2 separate regions of the Homo sapiens genome follow, and region 2 is linked to region 1. Evidence: read pairs that join two places in POLR2A ChIA-PET (ENCODE). Cell type or tissue: HepG2. All regions are shown on one strand. Links, peaks and the distances in the headings refer to the core of each region. The heading gives the core; the rest is flanking DNA.

Region 1 (2,913 bases), core at 249-2,748:
GAAAGGAAGGAGAAATAAGCTGGGAAAGAGGGCCCTCCAGGGCAGAATCATAACCTGAGCCCTGAGGCACTCAGGAACCTCTGGCCTCCAAGGTGCACTCAGAGGCCTGGCTTGTGTCAGAAGGTAAGTGCCTGGAAGGAGGCTATGCGTTCGCCCAAAGAACCTGGTGAACCAAGTATAAATCTTCCCTACCCAGACAAGCCCTTCCCAGCTTGTCCTGAGGCAGTTGTGGCAACAGTGGGGTGGCTGGGAAGAAACAGCGGACATCTATGGCATAGAGGCAGACAGGGAACCAGTATAAACTGAGTACCTGCCATGTAAGCTTCAAAAGACATCACCTCCTTGGACCTTTACAACAACCCTATTCCCATTTAAGAAGTTAAATCACTTGGCCCAGAACACAATGCTAGTCAACGGCGGGGCCAGTATTTAAATAGTTTGAATTAAAAGTCGGCATTCGTTGTCACAACAGCAGGCAGGACCCCACCTGTCACCTGGGAACTTGCAAGTATGAACTCTGGGGCTGGACTGGGGTAGGGGAGTAACTGTCTCTGCCTGAAGAGCATGGTGGAGTCCTGGGCCCAGGGAAACTCTAGACATTCAATATGGTTTTTTTTCTTTAGACACAGGGTCTCACTCTGTCGCCCAGGCTGGGGTACAGTGGTACAATCATAGCTTGCTGTAGCCTTGAATTCCTGGGCTCAAACAATCCTCCCAGCTCAGCTAGCTACTGTGGTATCTAGGACTACAGGCACATGCACCATGCCCAGCTAATAATTTAATGACATTTTTTGTACAGATGGGGTCTCACTATGTTGCCTACGCTGGTCTCAAACTCCTGGGCTCAAGTGATCCTCCCGCCTCAGCCTCCCAAAGTACTGGAATTACAGGTGTGAGCCACCGCACCCAGCCAGTAAGACTGATACATACTTCTTTTTTTTGAGACGGAGTTTCGTTCTTGTTGCTGAGACCGGAGTGCAATGGCGTGATCTTGGCTCACTGCAACTTCCGCCCCCCAGGTTCAAGCGATTCTCCTGCCTCAGCATCCTGAGTAACTGGGATTACAGACACCCACCACCACGCCCAGCTAATTTTTTATATTTTTAGTAGAGATGGGGGTTTCACCATGTTGCCCAGGCTAGTCTTGAACTCCTGACCTCAGGTGATCCACCCGCCTCAGCCTCCCAAAGTGCTGGGATTACAGGCATGAGCCGCCACACCTGGTCCAGTATGATATTTTTAATGGAGGCTCCCTGTATCTCTTAGGCCTTTTGGTTGGGATTATGAGATACTTTAACTGCTGGATAAGCTGCCAGCTGCCCTGAACAGAGGAAAGGACAAGGGATGAATTGTTGGAAATAAATGGAAGAGTCTCAATGTTGGGCAAAAGGAAAGAAAAAGAAGCTCCCAGAATAGAGGCATTGACCTTACACCAAAGAACTGCAGAGCAAGCCAAAGCAAGAATATATGAGCAATGACATCTCAGTGCTCAGACTAGGGTAGTGGGCCAGGGGCTCCAAGGGGATGTGAGGACAGGGTATCTGCAGTAGCAAAGGAGGGAGGGAAGTCGGGAAAAACCTATAACCAGCTTCCCATCTCTGGCCCTGGACCCTGCCCAGCTGTACCCCTCCCATCTGATATGAGAGATCAGAACAAAGCTGAGAGAACCAGCACATGAGCTCCCTTCTGATGAGTCAGATACCCTGGGCCAGCTGCAGTGAACTCTGGCACATGGGAGTGACATCCACTCTCACTCAGGGGCACTCACGTGGCTCTGGCTCACAAACAGGTGCTTGGGGGCAGCCTGAGCTCTTGTGCTGCGCAGGTACTGGCTCCAGCTGAACTCCTCCTCCTTGTAACCTAGGCCCCTCGAGGGGCATGAACAGAGCGCCGTGCAGAGGCTGGGCCACAGCAAGGGCACCCCACAGTGAAGCAGCAGAATCAGGCATGCCTGAGGACCTCCCCCCAACCCTCAAGAACTTGCCCAGGGATTCCCCACTACTGAAGCAGGACACGACTTGAGTAGACACTCAAAGGGCAAGTGCAAAGCGGAAGTTCTAGGGCTTCTGGTCAACTTGGCCCCAGCGCAGAGTCATCAGGATGCGATGAAGAGAGGCTGGCTTTGGAACAGGGTACAGGGTCAGAAAACAAAAGAGCTGGAAGCCGGGGACCCAAGGGGAAGAAGCGAAGGGTCTGAGGACTCACTGCCTCACTGTGACCAACCCAGCTAGGCCTTACCTTTGGGAGGCTGCAGCTTGTGGCCCGTCTTCTCGAACCAGCCAGCAGGGTGAATGTCAGGGGAGTTGGCATTGACCCAGAAGTCATGGCACTCAGAATACCCATCAAAGTGCAGGCGTAGGCGATAGCCACATACCTGGCCCCATGAGGGGAATCAGGAACTCCAATGTCAGGAGATGCCCCACTCCCCATCTGCCTCACCTCTCCTGGCCCAGTCTGGTGGTCTCAGGGGCTCTAATGCTAGCAGGTTCCCCAACCCCACCTTTCTTTCCTCCCAATTGTACCCCACCCTGTCCTATTCTACAGTGAGGACAGTTCATGTACTCATGAGCCCTGAGTTCTGGATGCAAGGGAGGTGGACCCTATGACAGCTTCCTGCCCTTTTGAGCCCTGGACAGAATTCTGAGGGCAGCCACCAAGGCTCAGGACTGCTGAGGGCTCCTGATGACCGCTCCCTCTGCTACCTTCTCTCACTGCTCCCCACTCGCACTCTGCTTCCAGTCTTGCTGAGCTAGTGGCAATTCCTTGAAGGTAGCAGTCTGTTCCATGCCCCAGGGCTTTTGCCCACTTTGCTCCTTCTGCCTGGAGCTCCCTCCTTATTCACAACTTATCTCTCAAGACTCTGCAAAGGAGGCCCTTCCTCTATGCTTTTGCTGCTCCTCAGACAGAACTGAC
Region 2 (2,913 bases), core at 137-2,636, 58 kb after region 1:
TTAAATACAATTTTTAGGAGTTCATTATTTGGACTGGGCTCTGGCATTAGACCCAATGGACCAAACCAAAATGGAGTACAAATGCTGAAGTTCTACACCACCAAGCCAAAACCAATATTTTTTTTTTTTTTTTTTTTTTTTGAGATGGAATTTTGCTCTCGTCACCCAGGCTGGAGTGCAATGGCATGATCTCGGCTCACTTCAACCTCTATCTCCCAGGTTCAAGCAATTCTCCTGCCTCAACCTCCTGAGTAGCTGGGGATTATAGGCGCCCACCACCACGCCCAGCTAATTTTTGTTATTTTTAGTAGAGACAGGGTTTCACCATGTTGGCCAGGCTGGTCTCGAACTCCCGACCTCAGGTGACACACCTGCCTTGGCCTCCCAAAGTGCTGGGATTTACAGGTGTGAGCCACTGCACCCAGCCTGAAACCAGGATTGTTATCAAACCTTCAAGGAAATCAGGAGAGAGTGAAATAATAACCAAATCTCCAAACAGGCCAGTTTTAGACCTACAGGACTACAGGTGCACGCCACCACACCTGCCTAATTTTTAATTCTTTTGTAGAGACAGGGTCTCACTACGTTGCCCCGGCTGGTCTCGAACTCCTAGGCTCAAGTGATCCTCTTGCCTTAGCCTCCCAAAGTGATTACAGGTGTGAGCCACCACACCTAGTCCAGCCATTCTATATTGTTCTTCTGTGCTCTCTTAATGTTTAACCATGCCTTTTATTTAAATAATTCCAGGAACTGGCCTTAGGAGATCCAGAATATCAAACCAAGGTTGAGAGTGTCCCATCTCAGGAAAGAATGAACAATTGATTTACAGCCTTGTTGCCTCCAGCTAGACCACCAGGTGGCCCATTACCCAACATAACCATTGCAACTAGATAATGCTGACCTGCATACCCTACCCCTCAGAGCTTTGCCCCGTCCTGCCTGCATATCTACCCCCGATATTTATTCTTTATTTTTTAAATAATTTTTAATTAAAATATGGAATGCTTCACAAATTTGCGTGCCATCCTTGCGCAGGGGTCATGCTAATCTTCTCTGTATCGTTCCAATTTTAGTATATATGCTGCTGAAGCAAGCACTAAGTGTGATGTTTTATATTCCTCTGAAATAGGAAATATTTACTTACTGTTTAACTTACTTGCTATTATCTGCAGCGTCACAACAGGAAACAGAAGGCACACTCCCCACTTCAGTAATTTGAAGACGACACAATAAATCATTAACTTATTTATAATGGTGTGGGCAGGATGTAGAAAAATTACAATGGTTAGCGTAAGACGGAGGGGCTAGGACAAGGGGAGGCAGTGGTTACCGGGACTTGGAACAAGAGGGCTGTGTACACCAGACACTATGGCCTTTGGTTGAAGGCCACTGCCAGCCTTAGTTAAGTCTGCGGGGGTAGGGGTGGGGTGCTGTGGGAATAAAGACCCCAACTTCCATCTCCTCCCTCTCTCCACGTCCCACTCAGAAACCAGAGGGCAGGGAAGTGTGTGGAGGAAGTCATGAGGCTAGTTTCCTGAGGCTCAGACAGGCGGATAGGGAATTGGGATGGAAAAATGGAAGATATCTCTCATATTCATTTAGGCAAAATGAAACGACTGAACTTCAGAATGCTGCCTTGTGTGTGACTTTGGGCATGTGGGTTTACCTGACCTGTTTCATCATCTGTAAAATGCTGGGTAACAGTTTCTACCACGTATAGTTATTGCAGGGACATATGTGGAGTTGCCTAGCACCCCGTATCAGTTAGCTATCATTGTCCCTAACCCCCAAAACTGAGTAGCACACACCACTACATTTTTACTTTTCACATTTCTGCAGGTTGGCTGATCTGGCTGGGTTCTGCTTCGAGCTGGTGGCCAAGGCTCACAGGCAGCTCTGGCCAGCCTGTCTCTTGTCCTCTTGGACCAGCAGGCTGGCTGAGGTGTATTATTCTCATGGAGACAGCTGGGATGCAGGAGAGCAAGCCCAGGTGTGCAAGTGTGTCTTAAGGCTTTAGCTGTGTTGTAATAATTTTTCTGGAGCTTTGGTAACAAATTACCACAAACTTGGTGGTCTAAAATTTTTTTTTTTTTTTTTTTTGAGATGGAGTCTTGCTCTGTCACCCAGGCTGGAGTGCAGTGGCACATGTCGGCTCACTGCAACCTCCGAGTCCCAGGTTCACGCCATTCTCCTGCCTCATCCTCCCGAGTAGCTGGAGCTACAGGTGCCCGCCACCACTCCTGGCTAATTTTTTGTATTTTTAGTAGAGACGGGGTTTCACCATGTTAGTGAGGATGGTCTCGATCTCCTGACCTCGTGATCCGCCCTCCTCGGCCTCCCAAAGTGCTGGGATTACAGGCGTGAGCCACAGCGCCCGGCCTAAAATATTTTCAAAGTAATGGCAAAAACTGCAATTACATTTACACCAACCTAATAACACAAATTTATTGTCTTATGGTTCTGGAGGTCAAAAGTCAGAAATGGGTTTCACTGGGCCAATCAAGGGAGGGAGGGAGGCATGGGCCCAGTCAGGGAGTCGGCAGGGCTGTGCTCCCTTAGGGAGAATCCGTTTCCTTGTTCCGTGGCTCCGTCCATCTTCAGAGCTGACAGTAGAGCATCTCCAATCTACTGTTGCTTCCATTTTTACACCAACTTTTTCTGATTTTTGACTCTCCAGCCTCTCTAGATTATAAGGGAGGCTGGAGAGTCAAAAAAAAAGCCTCCCTTTGTGATTACACTGGGCCTAGCCAGATAATTACATCTCCAGAACGTTATTTAATTACATCTGCAAAGTGTCTTTTACAATGTTAAGTTACATATTCACAGGTTCTGGAGATTAGCTCGTGGACCTTTTGGGGGGTGGGGGAGGGCATCATTCAGCCTACCAAATAGATCATGCCTGCTAAATTCCAT

The links. Peaks named below come from ENCODE experiments on the same cell type or tissue, not always from the same donor. Only the 100,000 strongest peaks of a DNase experiment are listed, where the experiment ranks them.
Region 2: POLR2A ChIA-PET joins it to region 1 with 5 read pairs; 7 of 35 experiments call an interaction of 5 or more read pairs at or near these places.

The regions. Positions count from the first base shown.
Region 1 is chr20:43,529,745-43,532,657 of GRCh38, reverse strand. L3MBTL1 (L3MBTL histone methyl-lysine binding protein 1) reads right to left here. Exons shown (of 22, transcript NM_001377303.1): 10 at 2,239-2,374; 11 at 1,769-1,860. Among named protein-coding and RNA genes, the nearest start is that of L3MBTL1, 24 kb to the right of the region's middle. In HepG2, for the core only: no CTCF peak of the experiment used is centred there; a DNase peak (open chromatin) is centred at 1,707.
Region 2 is chr20:43,471,197-43,474,109 of GRCh38, reverse strand. It overlaps the pseudogene RNU6-1251P. Among named protein-coding and RNA genes, the nearest start is that of SRSF6, 15 kb to the right of the region's middle. In HepG2, for the core only: a CTCF peak has its summit at 863 (motif pointing right); no DNase peak of the experiment used is centred there.